Linked DNA regions of Homo sapiens: region 1 is linked to region 2. Evidence: chromatin contacts called from ENCODE Hi-C or POLR2A ChIA-PET data. All regions are on one chromosome and are shown on one strand. Each heading gives the region's core, a stretch centred on a gene start or an enhancer-like site at or near the end of the contact. The rest is flanking DNA. Distances are from core to core; before and after follow the strand shown.

Region 1 (5,806 bases), core at 2,030-4,529, 230 kb before region 2:
AAGAGTATTTAAATTGTGTAAGTCTATTTGAAAGGCAAATAAAAATAATTACTTAAAACCAACTAATAGTAGGGGCAAAATAAAAACCGTCACTTTTAGAGAAAACACCATAAAAGGATTCCTACAGTGTAATACTATTTAGGTAGCTTAAGTTTTGGATTTGATTTATGTTGCGTGGTATTTTCTCCCAAGTCTGTAGCATTCTCTGCAGAGGACTTTTTAAAATTTTGTTTTTCAAAGACTTTTTTTCTAGCCCTTTTTGTAATATATCTGGGAAAAATATTCCATTGTAGATTAGGTTATGAGTAGACATTTAATATCTCTAACCAAGATGTCTTCTTAAGGTGATTTATGTGTAGCATCACATGATTCATTTTATCATATAAAATAAAAAAATATACTTTGTATAATATGAAAGAGTAATTCCTATGAAATCCATTAAAATGTTTAGATATGTTTTAAAAGCAAAATATTTACAATTGATTATTGGTACATAAGAATTCAGAAGTAACATGGTTTCATAAATACAAAATGTATCCAATTGATTCTCAACTATATAGTGACTTATTTTATGGTTGGCTGGTGAAATGCAGCTATTTGATGTAGCTTTTGGGGCTACGCTACACAGTTTAATGATGGTATGCAATTTATTTATATATTTTGTTCAATTGTATTTCCACTTTCTTTTTTATAATAAAACCTGTTCAAAATATGCAGATTGAAATCTCAGTGTATGCCATCCAGGTAAACATTTTAATTTTCTTTCCAGTCTCAAATTTTTATTTGGTCTATAATTGGTATGCCTTTAAAATTAAATCATAAATTTGAATATTAGAAAAAAATTTAAGGACACTAAAATGAAACAACCATATGTTGTAACTTGTAATATAACCATGTATCCACTAATCTCCACTTAGGTATAAGAGGTTGTTTGGTTTCCAGTAGATCTTTTTTACGTTAATAGCTGGATATCTGGGGTTCAGAATTCTTGTGTCCGTTTTCAATAAATACACAGAAATAAGAGTGCAAAATGCCAACACTGAATGCAGTGCAGCCGAGGATAGTCCATGAGGTACATCATGGTCTGTGCAGGATTGAAAGGAAGCTACAGCATAGGCCTTCACACCAGCGGAAGCTCTTCTCCACTGGGTTTGGGGATGGATACATAAGAGCACCTTCTAGCTACCTTTGACAGCTCTTGGACATCTCTTCAACCTCTTCTTAGTATGAATCACATTGGAGGGTCCAATTTCCAAAGAAAAAGGAAATAATAATTTTAAGTCTTTAGTGGACCAAAAATTATAACCTAGATTAACCAAATAGCAAGTGAATGTGACTCTAATGATATTTTCTGAGTTAAAAATCAGGAAAAATAGAAAATGTGCTCTAATCATCAATATAGTATATCCTCAAGAACTTGAAATAGAAACCCATTTTTTACTAAATTGATTTTTTCACCGAAGGGCTTACTCATCTACTGTGATCATTCCTGCTTGTCCTTACCTTTGCCTTTGAAATGGAACTTATGCAGTATTTTTCTGTGTGCATTTAATATGTAATACAAGATACATTTTAAAGCTTACATTTTTATGTTCTCCTTCTTGCCTTAATTACATGTAACATGAAGCTTATGTTTTAATGGGCACAGGCTCTCCAGTTTTACAGTATCATAAAAAGAGTTTATGAGCCTTTTGTTAAAAATCAGTGCCTATGTCATTGGCAGGGCATGGAATTATTTGCAACTACTTCTTCTACTTATAAGATAAAATTTGGTCTGAATTAAAAATATTATGAGAGAAAACTGAAACAATGCCTTTGCAGCCCAGAATGAGTTTAGTCATCAAATGGCACAAATTTGGGTCCATCAGTTTCCACTACATGTGCATACCCACAGGGGAAAACCTGATCTCTGTTCACACTTGCCTCTATAGAATACCCATTTCAATGTTCATATTAGTTATGCAAAATCACTGGCATGTTTTTAAAAGGGTGTGGATACACCCTTAGCTCAAGTTACTCCTGCCAAGAACAGGAATTATTTCAATAGGATGGAGTTTCCAGAGCCATGCTATTGGTAAACAGCCGGAAGTCTCTCTTGGCCACCTATCCTATAAATAAATTGATACCTTCTGTGAATTATTTATGGATTCTGAGATGAGGCTGATACAGACATTGCATCTCAGATTCTTATTTCCCAGAAGAATGGACAATCACAAAGTGGGTGATTGGCTTACATGGTGTTTTTCTCTTTCCTGGGGTCATCATAAGTCTTTGAAGTACTGAGCTTCTTGAAGTCGATTTCTCTTCCAATGGAAGCATCCCTGGGAGGGATGCTTGTCAAATACAGTGAAAATAAATGCCTTCCCTTCACCACTGATCATGGACTTGTTATGCTGCCTCTGCAGACAAGAAAGTCAAAACTGTTGGGTCAAAGCCAAACCTTCCCTGGTTTGTGTCTGGGCAGAGTGTGTGTCAAATAAAAGACTTGAAAACAGGAATTCTGGATTATTTTCAAATAAAAACTCATCCATACTGTATAAATACGTGTGTGTGTGTGTGTGTGTATGTATAGATAAAATGTATGCACACACACATACACACACAATGAAATAGATAATGGAGCAGTATCAAATAATCTTATATCCATCGAATTAGTTCCTTTAAAACATTCCTTTTATTTTTTATTTATAGCAGTATGTAAAACCTTTAGTATAACAGGTTCTATATCTCTGGATGCCTTTACCAAGTGCTCGTCTGAACATGTGGGGAATGCACTTCGAGGCCTCCGCCAGGCAGTGACAGAGCAGGGAGGGACGTGTTAGGGGAGATGTTTGCTAGATGCTTTTCTTAAGAGGTGACAAGTAACCCAACTGCCAGAAATCACCAAAATAAGAAGATACTAGGAAATGTTGGACTGTGGAGTCACGAGGGCTCCAAAACTAGAGAGAACGATAAACTATAGTTTAAACTTTAAAACTACAGAGAACTCGGGGAAAGAAAGAGAGCAGGGCAACATTGTACCCTGATGAAAGTAAATGGATCAGTAAAGTTCACTTATGGGAATCACTCTCAGTAGGGACTCTGGCCACATGCCGTGCCTCTGCCCTCAGATCTCACAGGGCCTTCTCACTGGCAAATGCTGAGATGGGTGGCTGAGAGGTAAGTCATATCCCTCAGTATGACTCAGTATGACCCTCAGTATGGCTGAGGGGTAAGTCATAACCCTTAGTTATGCGGCAGCATAACTAAGTCCTGTAAACTGTGGCAGAGGTTCCGCTGGGTGGAGGACACCCAGCACGATCACAGTTCTACAGCTCATAACTTTCTTCCTCCAAATCGAATTTCTAGTTGGCCTCCACCCATTTTCGTTTCCCCTTTTTGACTTAGATGGTTTCTGTGTCCACCTCCATTATTGCATTTTCACGGTATAATTACCTACAATCATCTATTTGATTACCTTGAGCCATTCATCTTTCTACTATCCAATCTCTAATGTAGAGTAGGGGCTCAGCAAACATTGCTCTCTCTCATTCTTTTCTCTGTTCACTACTTCTTAGCTCAGATGCCATCTCCTCTAGGAATCTTTCTCTGATTCCTCATACACTGATCAAAGTATTCTTTCTTTGCATTCCTTTAGCGTTCCCTGTTTACCCCAACCCAGCCATTTTCTCTTTGTCTGTTTAAGTTTGTCCTCCCTAGAATGTAAACTCCATGCGGAAGGGACTGAGTTGTTTGTTTGATTGTGGATATGCAAAATTTTTAACTGTTTTATTGAGATAAAATTTACCTACATGAAGTTCACTCATTTAAAGTGTAAAATTAAGTAGTTTTTGGTATATTTACAGTTCTGCAGTCATCAAGATAATCTAACTTTAGAACTTTTTTATCATCCCAAAAAGAAACATAGCAGTCACTCTTCAACTTTCCCCACCTCCACTCCTCAGACTTCAGTGACCACCAATCTGCTTTTTGTTTCTATGGATTTGCCTACCTTGGATGTTTCATATAAATAAGATCACACAATATGTGGTCTTTTTGGCTGCTTTCCTTCACTTAGCATTATTATGTTTTAATCTTTGCACTCTCAGTTTAGAAACAAATTACCTGGCACAGGAAAGACACTCATGAATTTTTATAAAAAAAAAAAAAACACACAAACAAATGCACTAACAAACTCTAGCATTTTCTGGAGTTAAAAATTGTGCTCGAAATAGAAGTTATCTAAAAGGCTTTGACAACGCACTATGTTAGAAATAGTATTAATATCATCATTTCCTGATACCCTGTTTAGCAAGTACCAAATGTTTGTTCCCATTGTTTATATGTATTATTTGTAACTGTTTTATTGAGATACAATTTACCTACCATGAAGTTTACTCATTTAAAGCATAAAATTCAGTGGTTTTTAGTATATTTACAGTTGGGATTGAGGTAGAGTACGAAAGAAGTAGTTGGGGAAGATGTCAGGTACATGTGGAAGTTGTCCTCCTGGACTCAATGGGGAGGCTGCTAGAAGTTCAGGGAGCTGCTGACACCCGGTGCTGGGCCCTGAGGCTTGCAGTTTGCACAGGGCTATGGTGCTTCAGGCCTGCTCTTTGCTGTACCCCTATACCTCGCTCATCTCAGAAGAAGCAGATGTTCTTTCCACCCTGCCCCTAGCAAAACTGGAAAGGATTTGATGAAGTTATGCCCATGTCTAAATGAACCATATCTCAAGCCCTCATAACTGAAGTTTTAAGAGAGGACAAAGTAAGACATTTCTAGTTGTGGAATTTCAGGTATCGGCTAGCCAGAAATGAGACTATTAAAAGAAGCAGGGAGTATCACATAACTTATCTGGAAGAGTCTGCTATTTTGACACCAAAAATTGAGGAGCCAGGAAAAAAGCTATACTGATTGCCCCATTTAGAGATGTGAGTTATTGGAGCCTAAAGTATATGGGAAGATATTCATGCAGGCCCTGCCCTTCCAGCATATAGACCAATGGGCATGGCTTCTGATCCATACAAATATTTCTACTTGCTTTCTTTTTCTACCATACTATCACCAAATGCAATATTAATGCAACATCAAAATTCATTTTTACATTATAAATCTTCCCTTAATTTTGTATATGATAAGCGCTTACAGATGCAAATCATGTTTAAATAGAAGACATAATGGTTAAAAGAAGTATGCCATATTGTAATAATTTTGCAAACAGCTGTTTCAAGTTAGCATGTGTGTATTCCCAGTCTTGTGTATATGAGATACAAGTTAATGTCAACAGTACATTAACAATGCAACTGAATTTAATTATGGAACTGGAAGTGCTATGGGTAGAGAGATCACATTTTCACTGAAAAGTAGAGGTAGGGTGATATCTGTTTCTAGTGAGTTTCAGATAGGTACTTTTTTCTTTTACACTCACCAATTCTATATTTTTTTTGCAACAGTGCAGTAGCTAAAAGATTTCTCTGCATGTTTTTTCCTAAGTCAAGACAGTAGATATATTCTTCAGCAATTTAATTTTGCAAGTAGCATTATATGTGATTTTGAAATATGAATCTGGGAAGTAAAAAGAGGACTGCAAGGCATAAGATTGATACTCATACTTTTGTACAAAGCTGTGTCTGGTATTCAGAACAAATGAAAAGCTTTCTTGCTTTGTTACCAGATGACTCCCTACTGTGTCCAAAATTCTTTATTTTACTGCATTCTACTGTTTGAAATCCTTTCAATTAGTGAAATCACTTAAATTAACCTCCAGGCTCTCTTAAGATGCTAATATCTTTGGGAGGGTTGGGGCTATTAGACATTTACGATA
Region 2 (5,126 bases), core at 1,868-4,367:
TAAGCTCCTTCCTTAAAAAATTGAAAGTAATATATTTATTAATTTTTAGAGCAAAGATTTTCATTCAAGGATGTTGGTTATCATGTCTATGCACAATTCACTGGACTGTGTTGCCTTTAATTTAACAAAAGGGCAAATGAGCCATGAGACCCTGTGAGCTAAGAATGAGCACCACATTTTTCTTATCTTATTTTATATGATTATATCATTGAACTTGATGTTCTTATATATGTATTTAATATATATCACAATCAATCCAAATACATCCTGTAGGAATATATCATAAGCAAAATCACTGACAAACATTTGAGATGGAGAAATATAAATACCTCTCAAAATGTCACCAGTTAGACAAAGTATAAAATAATAAAACACATGTGTATTTATATTTTCATATAAAATATAGATGTTACTGATTAAAACATATTTATTGACCCTTTTCTCAGCTGCTGCTAAGGTTCTTGATCCTTACAGAGAACTTGGCATTGTGTAGAGGAGGGGATCTCACTTCATGCCTGATGGCCACAGGCTCCTCATTCACCTGCAATAAGACCAACTCCAATCTCACTCCTGGGCTCATTCTTTCTGATTATGAGGTGATCGTCACAGAAAATAAAATGGACACCCTCAATAAACAACTGGTATAGGCATTGGAACTTTCTGGCGAGACTTGTTTGCAAGCCTTCCCAATTCCTACTTTCTACCTCTGCATGGCTGAGGTAATAATTAGTTTTATTTAATTGTTTTTTGCACTTATTGTTCCCCTTTACTCCAACTTTCTCAGTTTTTGTTTTATCCTTTAGTGTTTGCATGTATGTCATATAAAGCATCTCAAATTATTTGAAGAATACAGCAGAAAGTGAAGGATGTAAGAAAGAGAGGAGGAGGATGGAGCAATTGAAAGAGGACAAAAGGAGGAATGTGTGGGGAGAAGAGAAGAAAGGAGGAAGAATAGCAATTGTCTGTACTAGAGATTTATTTTGTGCCATTTTTTGTTCTATGAACTTCCACTTACTTGTCACTAATTTTCCTCCTCTAGATGTGTAAATCTTATGTCAACCATTTAAACACACCCAGAAATATACTGATTTCCTTTCTTGAGAGATATTTCTTTCAGAGGCTTTTTAATAGCAGACGTCCTGGGAATTCTCTTTATCTCTTGGAAGGGATCAGCCATTTTCTGTGTCCTATGTCTTCCTCTTTCTTGGCGTACTCCCTCAATTTGGTAGAAAACATCCTCCAAAATATCTCTGAGAAAGGGCCAATGGGTAGAAAAAGTTTTGAAACTGCATATGTGGAAATGTCTTTATTCTATTCTCATGTGTAATTGGTAATTTGGCAGAGTACTAAATTGTAGGGTAGAAATACATTCCAGGTGAAAATGTGAAGATAATTCTCCACTCTTGTCACAGGACAGAAGCACTACTCCAGATATTGCTGTAGAGTGTGGTTTGTTTGATAGAAAAAGATGCAAAGATGGTAACCAGAATCTCATGTGTCTCAGGATCCCCATGAGAGTCTCCTTTCCAGCTGAAGCTTCCTTAAGCATTTTCCAAGAAAGGGAGTATTGCCAACATATCCCTAAAGAGACCCACCAAATTTATATCACCCAGCAGGTGCCAGTATAATAATACACATGAAGCCATATTTCCTAATTAGTCATATCAAAATGATTCAGTTCCAAGCAAGCATCGCAAACTTTTACTATTTGATGCTCTTTTTATTGCACAGTTGCACACCTGCACAGAAGCATCATTTTATTTTCTTAGATCCTAAAGGAAACCAGCCCTCTTTACTGCTAGTGAACTCACTGGGCCTTCTTACTCCCTCTACACTGCTGGCTAGTCACTAAAAATCCTGTCCCTCTTATTCCATGTTGCACAACAATGCTGCATTTTTTCAGCCTTGCTTATAGTTATGATTGCTCTGGTATTAATGCAGTTTTAGTAAAAGTGACGTGTTTTCTTCTTGATCAAAGGCTTTAAGAAAATAATACGTTTCCTACATACTTCCCCCCACCATTTTTCCAGCTGAATGTGGTGATAATGACATTCTAGAGAACAGAAACCCCCAATATAAGAAAGTTCCTTAGTCCCTGATGTACTAAATAAAAACTGCCCATTAACTAGAAACTTTGGATTTTTACCTGAACAAGAAATAAACTAATATGTTTGAGCTATTTTATAGTTTGATTCTATTTTACACAACACCTAATGCCATCCTAATACAGAATGCATTATGATTATTGATGCTTTGTCAGAAATCTTCCTTCCTTCCTTCCTTCCTTTCTTTTTTCCTTCCATCCTTCCTCCCTCCCTCTCTTCTTCTCCCTTTCTCTCTTCTCCTTCCTTCATTCCTTTCTTTCTTTTTCCTCTCTCTCAGTTTCTTTCTTCCTACCCCTGTTTCTCCTAGACTTTTTAGAATCCTCTCGTGGTCACCAGTATTCTGATATTTCAGCATGGTGTATCTTGTTAGGTTTCAATCTTTATGCAGAGAATTCAGTGGATTTTTTTCAATCTGAAATTTTAAAAACTTCATTTCTAGAAAACTATATTTAATTCCTAATTTATCTCCTTCATTTTTCTTTCTTGTAGAAATCCCAGTCAACTTCCTGAACTGGTTCTCTAATTTTCTTACGTGTTTTTCTTTTAATGTTTTTTTCCTCCACCTCCTAAGATTTTCTTCACTTATGAGATCCTAATGATCCCATAATCCTTTTTACTCAAATTCGTTCCAGTGGCTTCTATGTTTTGGCAATCACGAGAGCATAATTAAGAGAGTCATTCTTAAAGGACAGCTGTAGCATTGCAGATATATGCCTGGGAATACTTGTTTTTTGTTTTGTTGTTTGTTTGCTTTTTTGTCCTGTTTCACGTGGAAAAAGCAATGCTCTCTCTGGGAATAGACCTTCCTTTTCTCTGCCTTTCCATTGGCAAGTCATTGGCTGTTGCTTTATTGCCAGTGACTTCAGCATGATCTGTATCAGTCAGGGTAAGCTAGATTACACTACAGTAATAAACAAACTAAAAACTTTCAGGGCTTAAAACAATACAGCTTTATTTCTCACTCCTGATGCATGTCCACGACAGTTCGGTAATGAAACTTTGCTTCTTGTGGTCAGTCAAGGAACTCAGCTGCAAGAGTGGCCACTATCTTACTTGTTTCTGGTTAATGTGACAAAGGAACAAAAAATTTTTTGCGGTCTGGCATTGGTACTTAAGTGCACAGGCCCAGGGGAGCCACACCACACACTGTTCACAACTCTCTGGCTCAAATGAATCACACAGCCCCATTCAAACACAAGGGAGCAAAGACGTGTCAATCTACTCAGCACCCAGGAGGGCAAAACAGGAAACAGTAAACAGTCTAATGACTACAATGACTCATGCAAGAAAAAAGTTAAGTCAAAGTAAGAGTTCATATAATGTATATGTATGTCAATAACCCAAAGTACAGCTGTTTATTCAATAAAAAAACTAGACTAGTTATGAACATCTCCCAGTTGTCTTTGATTTTGTGTATTTATTTGCTTGTATCCAGAAGGCCATTGGTGGTTTTAGATTTTTTTTTATTTGTAGAAGAAGGAAACATTGACTATAATCATCAGCTGCCTTTCTAACACCTTCTAAGAAAAACCTTGGGGTATGTTTCAGCTAAGAGGTGGTAAGATTTCTTAATCATGATCCAAACTGTTTTTAACAAGTTTCAACAAAAACTATATATAGCCAAGAACCACCATCTGTTTCACATATTTTTGTGTCAGTGATAGATGAGGGAAAAAAGCTACTTGAAGTCACTGTCTTGAAGGTCTTTAGAATTGTCCCTTGAAGCCTGTGCTAACATTTTTTTTTTTTTTTTTGCTTTTCCACAATCTCCACAAACTGGCCAGCATTAACTATACGTAAATGGAATTCAATATAATATTTATTTTCAAGAAAAAGAAGGCCTCCTTGCTAAATGGGTCTAAGTATCAATCTTGAGGAGTTTTTTTTTTTTTTTTGCCGTTGTGACTCAGTCTTCATGCCTCCATGTGGAAGTATAAGCATAGAAGTTCCTCAATTTACAAACAGGTTACCTTTCAAAGTGTTTTATTGATGTTCTGGTTGTGTAGAAAACAAAAATGAATTTTCCCATATAAATTACGTTACAATTTGGTGGTTAGATTTCCAGATTTTTATCACAGGAAAGCTTTTCTTCCTTTCCCTTCTATTATCCATCTTCTTCTAAATCCTGCTTTATCTTCTTTGCTAGCTTTGACTGCGTGAAATGGGATTTTAAAGCATCAGATAAAATAAGGTCAAGTGGGGGACAAGTGAGAGGCAGCTGTTTTTACATGGCAGCAGGATTAAGCAGGAAGACAGGCATGTAGCGGCAAGGGAAGAAAGGTGGGGTTGTAGAACTGTCCCTACGACATGTCTTTTCAGCACAGCTTTGCACATAAGAGACTTCAAGTCTGACTCATATAAATTAAAGATTTTTTTTACTGTGTCGTGGAACTTGGCACATAACATTCATTGTCATCATCTGTGTCTGCACTATCCTATCCCCTTGTCTAGATTCTAATCCCATTATCACATTTCAACCTATCTTATGCATAACAGCAGGAGATATCCCATGTGCTAGGTATAGAACTACATGGACAGAACTAAATGTTACTGTGATTCACAGCAACGAGATTTTTTTAAATTTAAACTGGATTTCATTTTGGGTTAGTTAATACGTTAAGATGGTTCAACATTCGAAAGGAAGAAAAGGTATAACAAAAATCTCCCTTCCATATTGTTACTCTGGCAACAAATTCCCTGCTCTAGAATTAACTAATACTGAACTCCTTTTGTTTATCCTTACAGAGATATGTTATGCATATACAAATAAATACATATCTATCTGCCTATCTCTATCCCTTATTTTTCAATTATATAGTTTTCTTTGCATTGTTCTTTCACTTACGATTGTATCTTGGAGATCATTACATGTTACACAATGAATTTCTTGATTTTTTATGACTAACACTCTATTTGTTGGATATACCTACTTTATTTAACCAGCACTCTATTACTGAGCAGTTATTTATTTTTGATATTTTGTTATTACTAAAAATAATACATGTAATAAATTTTCATAAA

The links. Hi-C counts contacts between places; a loop is a spot of excess contacts on that map. ChIA-PET counts read pairs that join two places held with the same protein, here RNA polymerase II (POLR2A). Pooled maps may share reads with other maps.
Region 1: a map of GM12878 shows a loop between it and region 2 (2.1-fold over the local background). The contact joins two enhancer-like sites. A Hi-C loop is called at or near these places in 2 of 168 maps with a recorded cell type or tissue (GM12878 and HCT116), 10 of 37 single-sample maps with no recorded cell type and 7 of 50 pooled maps. POLR2A ChIA-PET finds 5 or more read pairs at or near these places in 1 of 52 experiments (PC-9).

The regions. Positions count from the first base shown.
Region 1 is chr7:121,299,237-121,305,042 of GRCh38, forward strand. No RefSeq gene overlaps it. Among named protein-coding and RNA genes, the nearest start is that of WNT16, 27 kb to the right of the region's middle. RefSeq lists an enhancer at 3,097-3,166. Within about 2 kb of position 3,280, at least 4 of the 41 ENCODE cell types and tissues checked have a DNase peak (open chromatin) inside an H3K27ac peak, as active enhancers do; they include HCT116, where a contact is called at or near this core.
Region 2 is chr7:121,527,319-121,532,444 of GRCh38, forward strand. No RefSeq gene overlaps it. Among named protein-coding and RNA genes, the nearest start is that of FAM3C, 130 kb to the left of the region's middle. Within about 2 kb of position 3,118, at least 10 of the 41 ENCODE cell types and tissues checked have a DNase peak (open chromatin) inside an H3K27ac peak, as active enhancers do; they include HCT116, where a contact is called at or near this core.